Regions from separate parts of the Homo sapiens genome. Here all the other regions are linked to region 1. A link is a contact called in ENCODE Hi-C or POLR2A ChIA-PET data. All regions are on one chromosome and are shown on one strand. The core of a region is the stretch at or near the end of the contact, and the rest is flanking DNA. Distances in the headings are between cores, read along the strand shown. Region 1 holds the start of CT70 (cancer/testis associated transcript 70). Region 2 has its middle 87 kb from the start of SLC44A1. Region 3 overlaps LOC105376197 (a long non-coding RNA gene). Region 4 overlaps ABCA1 (ATP binding cassette subfamily A member 1).

Evidence for each region. A loop is a pair of places that touch in the nucleus more often than their neighbours do. ChIA-PET counts read pairs that join two places held with the same protein, here RNA polymerase II (POLR2A). Pooled maps may share reads with other maps.
Region 2: a loop to region 1 is called in a map of heart right ventricle, with 4 times the contacts of the local background. The contact joins the enhancer-like site here to the promoter of CT70 in region 1. A Hi-C loop is called at or near these places in 33 of 168 maps with a recorded cell type or tissue (CD14-positive monocyte, CD4-positive, alpha-beta T cell, CD4-positive, alpha-beta memory T cell and 25 more), 11 of 37 single-sample maps with no recorded cell type and 36 of 50 pooled maps. POLR2A ChIA-PET finds 5 or more read pairs at or near these places in 5 of 52 experiments (AG04450, H1, HEK293 and 2 more).
Region 3: a loop to region 1 is called in a map of right lobe of liver, with 2.8 times the contacts of the local background. The contact joins the enhancer-like site here to the promoter of CT70 in region 1. A Hi-C loop is called at or near these places in 15 of 168 maps with a recorded cell type or tissue (CD14-positive monocyte, CD4-positive, alpha-beta T cell, CD4-positive, alpha-beta memory T cell and 9 more), 15 of 37 single-sample maps with no recorded cell type and 19 of 50 pooled maps. POLR2A ChIA-PET finds 5 or more read pairs at or near these places in 14 of 52 experiments (BJ, CD4-positive, alpha-beta T cell, CD4-positive, alpha-beta memory T cell and 10 more).
Region 4: a map of heart right ventricle shows a loop between it and region 1 (4-fold over the local background). The contact joins the enhancer-like site here to the promoter of CT70 in region 1. A Hi-C loop is called at or near these places in 26 of 168 maps with a recorded cell type or tissue (B cell, CD14-positive monocyte, HepG2 and 20 more), 23 of 37 single-sample maps with no recorded cell type and 37 of 50 pooled maps. POLR2A ChIA-PET finds 5 or more read pairs at or near these places in 9 of 52 experiments (BJ, H1, HEK293 and 4 more).

Annotation. Positions count from the first base shown.
Region 1 is chr9:104,990,264-104,993,801 of GRCh38, forward strand. It overlaps CT70 (cancer/testis associated transcript 70), which reads right to left and starts at 1,532. Exons shown (of 4, transcript NR_184160.1): 1 at 1,423-1,532; 2 at 554-1,040. RefSeq lists enhancers at 682-1,881, 3,397-3,538 and a silencer at 816-1,085.
Region 2 is chr9:105,155,442-105,158,979 of GRCh38, forward strand. No RefSeq gene overlaps it. Among named protein-coding and RNA genes, the nearest start is that of SLC44A1, 87 kb to the right of the region's middle. Within about 2 kb of position 1,895, at least 7 of the 41 ENCODE cell types and tissues checked have a DNase peak (open chromatin) inside an H3K27ac peak, as active enhancers do; they include adrenal gland, heart right ventricle and transverse colon, where a contact is called at or near this core.
Region 3 is chr9:105,136,694-105,140,231 of GRCh38, forward strand. All of the region lies in intron 3 of LOC105376197 (a long non-coding RNA gene), which reads left to right. Among named protein-coding and RNA genes, the nearest start is that of SLC44A1, 110 kb to the right of the region's middle. RefSeq lists enhancers at 775-1,754, 1,755-2,734, 2,735-3,538. Within about 2 kb of position 1,983, at least 2 of the 41 ENCODE cell types and tissues checked have a DNase peak (open chromatin) inside an H3K27ac peak, as active enhancers do; they include right lobe of liver, where a contact is called at or near this core.
Region 4 is chr9:104,861,974-104,865,511 of GRCh38, forward strand. The region is part of intron 5 of ABCA1 (ATP binding cassette subfamily A member 1); the gene reads right to left. Among named protein-coding and RNA genes, the nearest start is that of ABCA1, 64 kb to the right of the region's middle. Within about 2 kb of position 1,723, at least 7 of the 41 ENCODE cell types and tissues checked have a DNase peak (open chromatin) inside an H3K27ac peak, as active enhancers do; they include CD14-positive monocyte and heart right ventricle, where a contact is called at or near this core.

The sequences.
Region 1 (3,538 bases), core at 282-2,781:
CCCTCGAGTCTGTTAGTCCTCTGGGGAAATGACCTACATTCTTAACCTTAAATGTTAGTATCTTTTTTTTTTTTTTTTTTTCAGAAGGAGTCTCCCTCTGTTGCCCAGGCTGGGGTGCAGTGGCGTGATCTCAGCTCACTGCAACCTCCGCCTCCTGGATTCAAGCGATTCTTCTGCCTTAGCCTCCTGAGTAGCTGGGATTACAGGCATGTACCGCCACGCCCGGCTAATTTTTGTATTTTTAGTAGAGACGGGGTTTCACCATGTTGGCCAGACTGGTCTCTAACTCCTACCCTCAGGTGATCTGCCCGCCTCGGCCCCCCAAAGTGTTAGGACTACAGGCCTGAGCCACCACGCCCTGCCCAAATGTTAGTATCTTGAAATAGTTATGCGTCATGCCAAAGAAATCTAGAAGACCTGAAACTCTTCAATCACAGAACAAACTTGTAACTTCGATGGCAGTTATCCTTAACAAGATTCCCTGCGGGCCCTCTCTGAAACGGAGGAGATGTGACATTATAGAACTGCAAAATCTTAGGATTCATCACCTAACTTTAATGCTGAAGCGTTTGGAGATCATTCGGACTAACCCTCATGTTTTACAGTTGAAGATAATGATACTGGAGAAGGACTCATCCCAAATCACCCGTCGGTGGCAGAGCCTGGACAAACCTATGTCTCCTCCCTTCACTCGTTTGGGGTTGTTGCTGGACTGCAGGGACTCGAAGTAAGTAGAGAGGGGTACAGGGCACTGGAAGAAGAGGTATTTTGCAGGAGTCTGTTTTTTCCTGCTCCCAAATCGGTGGGATGTCAGCGAAGGATGGGTCTCTGGAGGAGAGGAGCTAACAAGGTCTTCTGAAAACCATCACTGAGGGTGCTGTGGTTGGGAACTCGAAACCTTGCCAGTTAAAAACGTTTCTGCGAATGTGGTTTCTGAGGGCGAGGAAGCCCTCCCCCGCCCCAGCGCCGGCCCCGCCCGCCGGGTGCCCGACAGTAACCCCGAGGCGTGCGGCAGCCCCAGCTGTCTTCAACGTAGCCATCTGGAAGACAAAAACCAGAAAATGTGCGCCTTCTCATTTGAAACCTGGTCTTTAAGTCCGGCCCCTCCCCAGCAAGAATGGGAACATTTAGTTTGCACCCACGTGGCTCTTCCGCGGGCTCATGCTCCACTCGGAAGCCCGGAGCTCTGTCCGGAATAGGCCAGACAGAGCTCCCTTCCCATCTGCCTTTTGCAGGAAGAAGGGATGTGGGGCAATCGGCACAGCTGAATAGGGGCCAGCTGTGGGAAAAGGGAGAGCGTGACAACAGATGGGGGGAGGAAGGAACGAGGAGTAATGGGGCGTCAGGGCCAGGGTGGCAGCTCAGAGGGCCCAATGTCGCCCCGCCAGACCCAGAATTAGGGCACGTCTGCAAAGCTCACACCCTCCATTTGAGAGCCGAACCGAAACCATCACAAGATGAAACCTCCGGACTCCCAGCCGCGGCGGGCGGCGGGCAGCGGGCGGCGCGCAAGCGCGCGGGGCCCCGAGTCTGACCTCGAGTTACCCCGCGCGGCGAGTCGCAGCGAAGTAGGTGAAAGGTAACTAGCAGACGCTGCTCTGGGCGAAGGCTGCGGCGCGCGTGCGCGGGGCTGGGCCTTGGGTTCCGTTCTCCCCCAAGTTTCTCCAAGTCTGCACTTCGCCAAACTATGGGTGTGTCCTGGGCCAGTGCATGAAGCGATGGAGTGGGGACATCGAGCCGATTTGGAAAATTCCTGCCACCCACTCTCTGTGGAGAAACGAGGTCTAGACGCGGTGCAGGGGAGAGAACCACTTACTGAACGCCATGTGTGTGCGCGGCGGGCGTGGTGCTGGGCGCCCTTCTTTTGATTCTCACAACCCTTTGAAAGACCTCAAAATGACCCCTCATGGAAGAGGAAACTGAGGCCCTGTGAGTTCATTTAATTGGCCCACGGTCATCCAATCAGTTAAGGGCAATTTCCATGAAGGGTCCGTGCTTCAAAGTGGGTTTTTGGCCCTAAAACACACAAACGACACCTGTAGCACATTTGGCAAGGCACTCTCATAGGCATTACTCATTCCATCCTTATCAGAAACCTATGAGGTAGTAGGTGCTGTGACTATTTTCTTTTTGCAGATGGGGAAACTGAGACTCAAGGAAGTTGTTCTGGAATCCCACAGAGAATATCAGAGCTGAAATTTTCTGTCCTATTTTAGAGAGATAAAAAGCTGAAAGCTCAAAGTCACGTTCTCCCATCGCCAATCTGAAGACCTATGAGAGCTTCATGCTCTATGGGGTGAGTGGCCCAGGCCATGCTAAAGACAAAGAAGTTCTCATTATTGGAGGTCTCCTTTGAGGGTTTCCATTACAAAATTACAAAGTGATCAACCCTTCTAGAAGACAGTTGGGTTGTTCACTTATTAAGGGCAGGGACAGAGTGCACTGCTCACAGTTGCTGAATTTGGTGTTCGTTCGGTGAGCTTATAGCTGAATGAACTCATTTTCAATCCCAGATTATTCAAGGGGGAAGCTGCCTTTGTGTCAGGCAATGGGTGAAGTAGCTTGTTTGTGACTTTTCCCAGAGGAGGGTTCTTGCATTCACGCAGCAAACATACTTATCATGCACTCTGCGGTGTTTATATAGCTGGGAAACAGATGGGAACTTCAAAGGACAGGAATGCTTTGCTTCTCTTGAAAATTCTGCTCTGAGTATTTGTCTTAGTCTTCTCGTGCTGGGTACTTAAACAACAGACATTTATTTCTCATAATTCTGGATGCTGGAAGAACAAAATCAAGGTGCAGGCTGATTTGATTCCTGTTGAGGCCCCACTTTCTGGCTTGCAAACAGCCATCTTATCACTGTACGCTCTTAGAGACTTCTCTCTAGAGTCTCTTCTTATAAGGCATGAATCCCATCGTGGGGTCTCCACCCTTATGACCTCATCTAAACCAAATTACCTCCCAAAGGACCCACCTCCTAATCATCATACTGGAGGTTAGGCATTCAACCTATGAACTGGGTGGAAGGGAGCACAAAAATTCACTCATAACAATCCTAGATGTCTGGATGTTTGCCCATCTCCATGCATGGTAGAAGCCATGTAATCCCCCTACCCTGTCAGGGTTTCCTGTGACACAAGAAGTAGATCACCCAGGGAGGGGCACCGGAACGCAGTCATAACTCCTCCCACCCCACCAACCCCTTGGTGCCTCAGCTGCTCTTCAGAATCACAAAGGCCAGAAAACAGAAGCAGCTCTCCTCCTCTCCTAGGAGGCTTTGGAAACAGAGGGAGATGCAAATGGAAATTCCCCAAAAGGGAAATGCAAGGGAAGCAGAAAAAGCTGCAGCAAAGTGGGTCTGCCCCCGCTACCCTCATTTCTTTCCAAGAATCCCCTCCCTTGAGTGTGCCGTCAGAGAATTGGAATGTCACTGCCCTGTCCCCCAAGACTGTGTTGCTGCTCAGGCTGATAAAGACAAAGGCTGCAATTGGGCTCGCTTTGCCCGAATGTAACCCTGCCTTGAAGCCTTCCTGAGGTG
Region 2 (3,538 bases), core at 645-3,144, 170 kb after region 1:
TGGTCTGTTGCTGTCTGTTCACTGAAACTCTTTGCATACACTCATCTGAAGGCTGAAGGGAGATAACACACTGGGTCAGAGATGTATTTTCCCCAGCAGAGTAAATCTCCAACTCCACAGGCAAGAGATCTGGCCCACTCCAGTCAGATCACCCACACCCTCTACAAAGCTGCATTTCTGTGGGCAACCGTGTGAGTCCTTAGTAGAATTCACAGGAATATATTGCATTATTTAATGTGTTAATCATCAAAACTGCACAGATTCTATAGAACTTATTTTAGAAATACAGATAAAATATGTATAAGTTAAGAGAAACAATGTCTGGGATTTCTTTCAAAATAATCTAGCCCAGGGCCCAGGCACGATAGCTCACACCTGTAACCCCATCACCTTGGGAGGTCAAGGAGAAAGGATTGCTTGAGGCCAGACCTGGGAAACATTGTGAGAGCCTGTCTCTAGGAAAAATTTAAAAATGAGCCAAGTGTGGTGGCATCTGCCTGTAGTCCCACTACTCAGGAGGCTGAGGTGGGAGGATGGCTTGAGCCTGGTGAGGTCGAGGCTGCAGCAAGCCATGATCGTACCACTGCACTCCAGCCTGGGAGACAGAGTGAGACCCTATCTCAAATAATAACAGTAATCATCATCATCATCAACATCATCTAGACTAGAGAGGAGAAAAGTCAGCATGCATTGATGAAACAAGATTCGCCATGTATTGATAATTTTTGAAGCTGGGTGTGGATACATCAGGTTTGTTATAAAGTTCTTCCTACTTTTTTGTATATGCTTTACATTTTTCATAATAAAATGTTAATAAAAAATAGTTTTCGCGGGGCCCAGTGGCTCACGCCTATAATCCCAGCACTTTGGGAGGCCGAGGTGGGCAGATCACCTGAGGTCAGGAGTTTGAGACCAGCCTGGCCAACGTGGTGAAACTCTGTCTCTACTAAAAATACAAAAATTAGCTGGGTGTGGTGGCTCATGCCTGTAATCCCAGCTACTCGGGAGGCTGAGGCAGGAGAATCGCTTGAACCCGGGAGGCAGAGGTTGCAGTGGGCCAAGATCATGCCACTGCACTCCAGCCTGGGCAACAGAGTGAGACTCCATCTGGAAAAAAAAAAAAAAAAAAAAAAAAAAAAAAGAGTTAAGTGCTGACCCAGGCCTTCAGGTAGCCCAGGATTATATTTTATGAGGCATATATTTACCCATGTGTTTTTTTTAGAATTATGCTTCATCAACTTGATAAGATCAATTATTCAGGGGTACTCTATCATCCTTCTGCTTGGTCTCTTTGAATAGTGGGATTACTGGTTATTATTTTTTCTTTTTTATACTTTTCTGTATTTTCAGAATTTTTTAAATGAGTGTCTATTGCCTTTATAGTTAGGAAAATCAATAAAGCTATTTATTATCAATGTGGACTCATGTATTTTTAATTTATAAAATGGATTATCACATTATGCATTATAATAAACCTATTTGAAATTTTACATGTGACAGGAGAGTATTTATTTCTACCCCACAAAGAGTAACAAAATAATACATAAAAATAAGAAGTTTGGATTGTCCAAACAGTAGCCATTAAGAAGAGAATGTACTTTATGTTAAGGATGCTTCTCCCTAAGAGGCAAGCCAGTTAAATGAAAAAAGTAGAATCCTGGATAAATATAGAAAATGTTTGCAGAAGGAAATTTTATTTCATTGCCTCAGTCCTAAACGGCATTAGCAAATACTGCAAAGTAATGAAGGAGGTCATTAAGAAGGAACTAGAAACGCCTTCCAATGTTATGGAAGAAATTCTGACATCTTAATTATATTCTGCCACCTAGTGACAAAGGAAGATTAACATACTTGCTTAGCCCGGCTACAACAGCAGAGAGGCCTGCCCTCCATCATCTGGACACCAGAGCCATGGCCTGACTGCCAGGGCAAGCCTGATCCTACAAGCGCTTGGTGCACAGCATCCTCTCTCTGCTTCTGCTCACAACTCTGGGAGACACTGCAAATATGGTCAAAAGCCACGGAGCTGTTCAGTCTGTGGCTGACAGACTTCCTATGGAGCCAGGTCTACCCTCTGCCACTCAGCACAGTGCACTGGGAACTTTGCTGTCTCCTGCCTGTTGCTAAGGACTTCCAGGGAGAAACAAATTACGAGACTAAAAAGGCATGGCTCACATTGGGCAATTTCATCCCTAACTTCCACTGGACTTAAAAAGAGGAATAAATACAGTGATCCCCTTACCCTGAAATGGGATAACTTTTTTATTTTTATTTTTATTTTTTTTTTTTTGAGACAGAGTCTCGTTCTGTCGCCCAGGCTAGAGTGCAGTGGCGCGCTTTTGGCTCACTGCAACCTCCGCCTCCTGGGTTCAAGCAATTCTCCTGTCTCAGCCTCCAGAGTAGCTGAGACTACAGGTGCACATCATCACACCTGGCTAATTTTTATATTTTTAGTAGAGACGGGGTTTCTCCATATTGGTCAGACTGCTCTGGAACTCCTGATCCCAGGTGATCCAACTCGCCTAGGCCTCCCAAAGTGCTGGGATTACAGGCTTGAGCCACCGTGCACGGCCTGGCATAACTTTTATGCACAAATCTTTGCGATTACACGAGGTGATAGGCACAAAAACTATTGATTCCCCCAATATAAATTGGGGAAGGAGTGGATGTTCTCAAAGCGCATTCGGGGCAGCCACACACCACCTGGAAGAAGCTTCGGGTCTCGTGGATGTGGCCCAAGTGAAGTGGTGGCCCATCATGCATTGCGATGGTGGGTAGGCGGGTAGGGGCGGGGCTAGGGCCGGAAGTAGAACTGTGGCCTCCATGGCCACTTGGGACCCCAGAGGTTCTATGCAAGAAACATAGACTCACCGTGATTCTTTTTTTTCTTTTCTTTTCTTTTGTTTTCTTTTCTTTTCTTTTCTTTCTTGTTTTGTTTTTTTGAGGCGGAGTTTCACTCTTGGTTGCCCAAGCTAGAGTGCAATGGCATGATCTCGGCTCACTGCAACTTCCACCTCCCAGGTTCAGGTGATTCTCCTGCCTCAGCCTTCCGAGTAGCTGGGATTACAAGCATCTGCCACCATGCCCAGCGAATTTTTGTACGTTTAGTAGAGATGGGGTTTCGCCATGTTGACCAGGCTGGTCTTGAACTCCTGATCTCAGGTGATCTGCCCGCTTCTGCCTCCCAAAGTGCTGTGATTACAGGCGTGAGCCTGCCTCCCAAAGTGCTGTGATTACAGGCATGAGCCATTGTGCCCCGCCCACTATGATTCTTTAGAGGCTCTTTGGGGTCTCCTCTGTGCTTCTGTCAGCAGTTTCAGTCCATTTTCCCAAGAACATTGGTGATAACAGCAGTGACATTTAATAAGGAAATTGATCCTGTGTAGAAACTTCATGGACAAGATTAGAGAATACAAATCTAAGTGACTGGCATCTGTAGGACCTTTTGATATTGGCCCACCTTTTCATATTGGCCCAATGTGTCAGCAAGAGCTGGAGAGGAAGCTTTTAAAGCTTGAGCAGATGGCTCATGGCATCA
Region 3 (3,538 bases), core at 733-3,232, 150 kb after region 1:
GGATGTTACTTGGTGTATGTGATCTATGTAAATGGAGAGGATGAAGTGAAGTTACAAAGCCATTCACATTTCTGTCATTGCCGAAGTGCTTTTATTTGATTTACTTCTAGGAAGTCAGCGTGGATCAGCCTCATGTTCCCTATCTCCAGGCCCTATTCTCCTGCCTCGCTGGGATTACAGGCATGAGCCACTGTACACGGGCAAAAATTTTTTTGTTAATTAGCTGGGCATGGTGGTGCACACATGTAGTCCCAGCTATTAGGGAGGCTGAGAGGTAGTAGGATCACTTGAGCCCAGGAGGTTGAGGCTAAAGTAAGCCATGATCATGTCACTACACTCCAGCCTAGGTGACAGAGTGAGACCCTATCTCGAAAAGAATGAGTGAGAGATTTGCATACATCATTCCAGAATGATTCATAATACAGAATATGTTCACCAACATTTTTATTTATATTACATAAATAATCTTCTTTATGTTTAGCAATATATTTTCCATTGGTTGCTTTTGAGTGGTAAATTCCTCTTATTACATTTAAAATATTTGACTCACAAAAAAATTAATTAACATGTACCTTTTTAAGAATTTTATTCCATAGCTCAAACCAGCATTTTCCTAAATTTGTTCTATGTAAGGTTAGAGTTACAAGATATTCTGCCTCAAATAAGCAGGTTATGTTTAGGAAAGGCTATATCCCTTGTGGAAATTAAAGGCTTCTCAGTGTTCTCCGATTAACTGATCAAAGGTAAATGAAGTGTGCTCCAGGAAATGCCTTTTTAATGAAAATTCATTGATATTTGTATAACTCTGATAGAAAGTAACGGATTCAAAAACAGAGAGCTCGCCAGGTACAGTGGCGAGCTGTAATCCCAGCACCTTGGGAGGCCAAGGCAGACGGATCACCTGAAGTCAGGAGTTCAAGACCAGCCTGGCCAACATGGCGAAACCCCATCTCTACTAAAAATACAAAAATTAGCCAGGTGTGGTGGCGGATGCCTGTAATTTCCAGCTACTTGGGAGGCTAAGGCAGGGAGAATTACTTGAATCCGGGAGTGGAGGTTGCAGTGAGGTAAGATCGTATCACTGTACTGCAGCCTGGGCGATATCCTGCACCCATGGAAATAAATGAAAGAGCTTCCATTTGCTGGGACAGTTGTGATCTCCTCATCTTCCAGTGAGACCAGTAGTGGCCACGTGGCCACTCTACACTCCTTTTTTTTTATGAGATGGAGTCTCACTCTCTCTGTCACCCAGGCTGGAGCACAGTGGCACAGTCTCGGCTCACTGCAACCTCCCCCTCGTGGGTTCCAGCAATTCTCCTGCCTCAGCCTCCTGAGTAGCTGGGATCATACATGCGCCACCACGCCCAGTTAATTTTTGTATTTTTAGTAGAGACGGTGTTTCACCATGTTGGTCAGGCTGGTCTCGAACTCCTGACCTCGTGATCCGCCTGCCTCGGCCTCCCAAAGTCCTGGGATTACAGGTGTGAGCCACCGCGCCCGGCCACTGTACACTCATTAGAGACCAGAATTCAAGCATCTGTGTGAGGTTGGATATGTAATTGTCAAAGTCCTTTTCAACCTTGAGACTCTGAATTTTAATTGAGAGCATTAAAAATCTTGTTTTAGATCCAATCACTCCTTTGCCAGCATGGAGCAAGTCATCCAGGTGTCAGTTGCTTCATCTGTGAAACAAAGGGTCTTTGTCTGAGGCCAGGGTTGTCATCTGATGCTGGGTCACAATCTCTAGATCCCCTTGGGGTCCCGCCCAACAGTGACATACTCATGCCCTATTCTTTCTCTTTATTGAGAAGGAAATAGTATAAGCAAACAAAATCATCAAGAGTTGCTTACATATGCACACAGAACATGCACCAAACAGCTGGAAAACAAAGAAAGTAGGTGAAAGGTGAAGTTGTTTTGCTGAATGGGTGTCAGAGGTTGGTTTACAAATCCACAGGGAGGACCAGAGCTCCGCTGATGCTAACACTTGCTCTGAAAAATCTGTTCGCAGAACTCCTAGCGGCCCCGCCTCCCTCCCCACAGCTGGCTTCTTCTGAAAGGCCTAGAGGCAACTAAAGTCTGAGTTTTTATGTTTTGTAAGAAAACAAAGGGAAGTCTAAAAATGTAAAAAAAGAAAAAAGAAAAAACCTTCAGCTGTTCCAATGTAGCCCCACGAGATTGGTTTCTCTGAACTCTGACGGGTCTTGTTGTTTTGTGTGTTCCTCAGAGCCCAAAGAAAACCAACTCCAGGCAGGGTGCAGTGACTCTCGCCTGTACTCCCAGCACTTTGGGAGACCAAGGTGGGTGGATCACCTGAGGTCAGAAGTTTGAGACCAGCCTGGCCAACATGGTGAAACCCCATCTCTACTAAAAATACAAAAAACTTAGCTGGCCGTGGTGGCAGGCGCCTATAGTCCGAGCTACTCAGGAGGCTGAGGCAGGGAAATTGCTTGAACCCAGAAGGTGGAGGTTGCGGTGAGCCGAGATCACGCCATTGCACTCTAGCCTGGGCGACAGAGACTCCATCTCAAAAAAAAAAAAAAAAAAAGAGAAAACCAATTCCATTTTCCTCTTTCTTCCTGGTGTTGAATGACAAAGGGAAGCTAAGGGGCGTTTTCTTCTATCTGGCATACTTTGCAATGTAGAATAAAATAACTTTGAGTTGTGGTCGCTTCTTGAGGTGACCCTCCACCCATCCTCCAGGCAAAATATCACAAAGACCAACAAAACCTGAAACTGAGAAAGATACAGAGCTGATTCCCTGGCTGACTCAACGCCCTGAGACAGGCACTCGCCTCTGAAACCTTCAGGGCTCCTCACTAACTGCAAGACCATGCTCACTGCTCATGTTTGAATGAAGTATACAAATTCAATAAGCAGTCTATCATTTTTGGTGGAGTGACAAGGTCTATTGTTCCCTTGGTGCTGTGTCTCTTTCCATAGAGGCTATAACTTTAACCTACTATAAGGTTAGTTGGTCCTGTCACTGTAATTTCTTTGTGTCTATTTTAGAGAGAACCGACCATGCTTGTGTTATTTGTAGTGTCTGAGGCAGAGAATGGCTCTCCCCAAGCCCCAAGAACCAGCGTAGGACAGTTCTTTTTTTTTGAGACAGGATCTTCACACTGGCTGGAATGCAGTGGTGCAATCTCGGCTTACTGCAACCTCTGCCTCCTGGGCTTAAAGGATCCTCCCACCTCAGTCTCCTGAGTAGCTGGGACTACAGGTGCATGCCACCACACCCGGTATATATATATATATATATATATATATATATATATATATATATATATATTTTTTTTTTTTTAAATATAAAGACAACATTTCCCCATGTTGCCCAGGCTGGTCTCGAACTCCTGAGCTCAAGAGATCTGCCCGCCTCAGCCTCCCAAAGTGCTGGGATTACAGGTGTGAGCCACTGCACCCGGCCTAGGACAGTTCTTATGCCTGCTGGCTAATAAACATTCATAGCTTTAGTAAAATTTTGTCAAGACTGCACCTGGTGGAAAGGTTATAAGGAAAGGGACACATCACCCTC
Region 4 (3,538 bases), core at 473-2,972, 130 kb before region 1:
AAATATTGCTTTCTGGTAACATGTTGAGCCACACTCAGCATGTGCTCCTCAACTCAAACAGTGTGATGGTGCTGTTACACACACACACACACACACACACACATACACACACACACAGCCTTTCCTTTTCTTTTTTTTTTTTTATTTTGAGACGGAGTCTCACCCTGTCACCTAGGTTGGAGTGCAATGGTGGAATCTCAGCTCACTGCAACCCCCGCCTCCCGGGTTCAAGAGATTCTCCTGCCTCAGCCTCCCGAGTAGCTGGGATTACAGGTATGCATCACCATGACTGGCAAATTTTTTTTTTTTTATCTTTAGTACAGACAGGGTTTCACCATGATAGGCAGGCTGGTCTCAAACTCCTGACCTTGTGATCCAACCTGCCTTGGCCTCCCAAAGTGCTGACAGTACAGGCGTGAGCCACCATGCCCGGTCTTTCTCTTCTAAATGATCTCACCCACCCCACCTGAGCTTTGTGGCACTAGTCCGTTCATTCCTGTCTCCCCACTGCCTTTTCACAGAGCTAAAATTGGAGAGATTTAAAGCTTTATTCCCACAAGCTGCAGAGACTAATCTCCTGTTTAATGCAAAACAAGCAATGGTTCTCAAACTTAAGTATGCATCAGAATCACCTGGAGAGCTTGTTAAAATGCAGACTGCCGGGCCGGGCCGGGCCGGGCCGGGCCGGGCCGGGCCGGGCCGGGCCGGGCCGGGCCGGGCCGGGCCGGCCCCCACCCCCACCCCCACCCCCACCCCCACCCCCACCCCCACCCCCACCCCCAGAGTTTCTGATACAGCGGCCCTGGGATGCGACTGGAGAATCACTTACAGGTGATGCTGATGCTGCTGACCTGGGGACCATGTTTTGACAAACACTGGCAGAGTGCATTACGCATATCAAAGTGCCTTCACAGACATGGTCTCATTTTCATTCCAAACATAAAACATGTGATACAAAGCTCCAAAACCCAGGTCTGCCAGGCTTTAGGAAAACACATTAACATATATTTAAACCATCAGCCCTATTAAATGATTTGATTGCTAAAGGATTTCATACGGAATCTCCCTAAATAATAGGCCCTCTGAGTACAGTTAGAAAAGGCTTCAATCCAGTGCAACAAAACAGAAAAAGCAGCACTAAGAATCCAGAATTTTAGTTTCTAGAGTTGGAGGCTGTGTCTGGTGGCGTCCCTGCGTACCTCATGTCATCTTTCTGAACCTCAATTTCTTGATCTCCAAAATGAGAGGTTTCTGACCAGATGCTTGGTAGGAGCCCTATGACTCCGAAACAGTATAGTTTTCCCTGACTCATCTCATTTGGCTGTCTACCTCTTCTCCTTCCAACCCACTCTCCTAACAGCCTAACTTCTTTGTAATAAAGATAAAACCAGCTCATCAGGACCACATGAACTGAGCCCACATGGCCAGGCACTAAGCAACCTCTAGAGGGCAAACTTTGCAAACTGAAATCATTTACCAGAAGAGAAACAGGTTTGATCTGAAAATGGGGCTACAGTGTGAGGCTTAATGAGGACAGGAGTTAATCCGCGGAGCTAAGAGGGTCACATGCAGAGATAAAGTAACAGGAGGGCCTGACAGCCCAGCCAGTCTCTCATAAATGCTGTATGATCCAGGTGTATTCTGCTTTAGGCAAACTTCAGTAATATTGAGTTATATAGACAGAATAAATTGAGCAAGATTTACATCGCTAGAGAAATGATTCACTGCTACCCCTCTATGGCTAGCTCCTAGTTATTCCTCATGACAGCCAGTAGCTGTTCTTAGGCCCAGTTAGTGTCCCTCAGAATCAGTGCTCCTGCAAACTGCTACCTACCTGATGCTTCCCATCACATGTGACTCTACACTGTTAGCATTAGGCTCTCTACTGCAGTTGTCAAACCTCAGAGCACCTAAGCTTCATTTAGGGAGCATGCGAAAATGCAGTTTCTTGGGCCCAGTCCCCAGAGATTCTGAAATAGTGGGTCTAGAGTGCAGAGCCTACAAATCTACATTTGAATAAGCATCCCTTACACTTTTAATGTTGGGGGAGGGAGGTGTGGAACCACAGTTTAAGGAACATTGTTTTACTTGCATGTTGTCTCTACCAGACTATGCCTATAGGATAGGGAATATGCGTTCTTAGTACCACCAATGCCCAGATCAGGCCTGGCACAGAATTACTGCCCAGTGAAGGGTAGCTGAATACTAAACACTAGGAGATGGGATTAGGGCTGACAAGGTTCCAAAAGTATCTGAGTACCATCATAGGAGATTTCCTTTTAGCTGGCCAGGTCCAGGAAGAGCCCAGGGATGTCAGGACCATCCCCAGGCCACACCCCAGGAGTGAACAGGACTTCTAACCACTGGAACTGCCTTCCCAGGAACAGAAAGCGACATCCGGGGTCACTTTCTGTTCTTGGGAGAAACAGGAAGGAAGGTGTAAGCTGGTGTCTTCAGTTGAGGACTGGTGTGAAAAGGTAGACATTAATCACTGTACAACCATGGAAAAAGCACCACCCTGGGAGTCAGAAACCTGGGTTCTAAATCCATTTATTTGTCGAGTCATTTCATGTAGTTGTGCCTCCACTGCCTTATCTATAAAATGAAGGGTCAAAAAAGGCCTCTGTGAAACCTCAACAGAAACAGAATACACGTATTAGCTAACCCTCACTGACTAGGTGGGCCATAGCTTCCTCCTGAGCAGAGCCAGAGCAATACATCATATTGCACCAGGGAACTTCAAAACAGCTCCCTCCTTCCCAAGCAGGGTGGCAGAAGTGTGGGAGGGCGACCCAGGCCACCCCTGCAATGGGCCTAGGTCATCCTGCAACACTCTCCAGACCAGTGAGTGTGCTCAGCATGTTTATAAGACTTCTGTTATGTTAACAGGCTCTGAAGATGAGAACATCTGGATGTGATCAAGCTCCAGCCTCCTATCAGTGAATCCCCCGGATGAGACATAAGAACCCAGAGACTGATTAAACAGTCAACAACCCTTGGCTGTGCACGTGCATGGTGTGGTAGGTTCGCTGGGTTGGGAAGCAGCAGGGAGGGCCAAAGATCCTCCACTACAAAGAACTTGCAGCCTGATCACGTGGATATCCACCCATGTAGGCTTAGACTCACACACTAGCACCAACCTGTGTGAAAACAGGAAGGCAACATGGTGTAGTATACTGGTTCTCAAACATGACTGCCCGTTAGACTCAGCTGGGGGCTTCACAAAAATCCCAAAGCCCAGGCCACACCATGGAGCAACTAATGAGAACTGCTAGGGTAAGACCCAGGCATCAGAATTTAATAAAACCTGGCTGGGTGAGGTGGGCAGATCACTTGAGGTCAGGAGTTTGAGATCAGCCTGGTGAAACCCAGTCTCTACTAAACATATCAAAATTAGCTGAGTGTGGTGGTGGGTGCCTGTAATCCCAGCTACTTGGGAGGCTGAAGCAGGAGGATCACTTGAACGTGGGAGGCAGTGGTTGCACTGAGCAGAGATGGCACCATTGCACTCCAGCCTGGGTGACAGAGCGAGACTCTG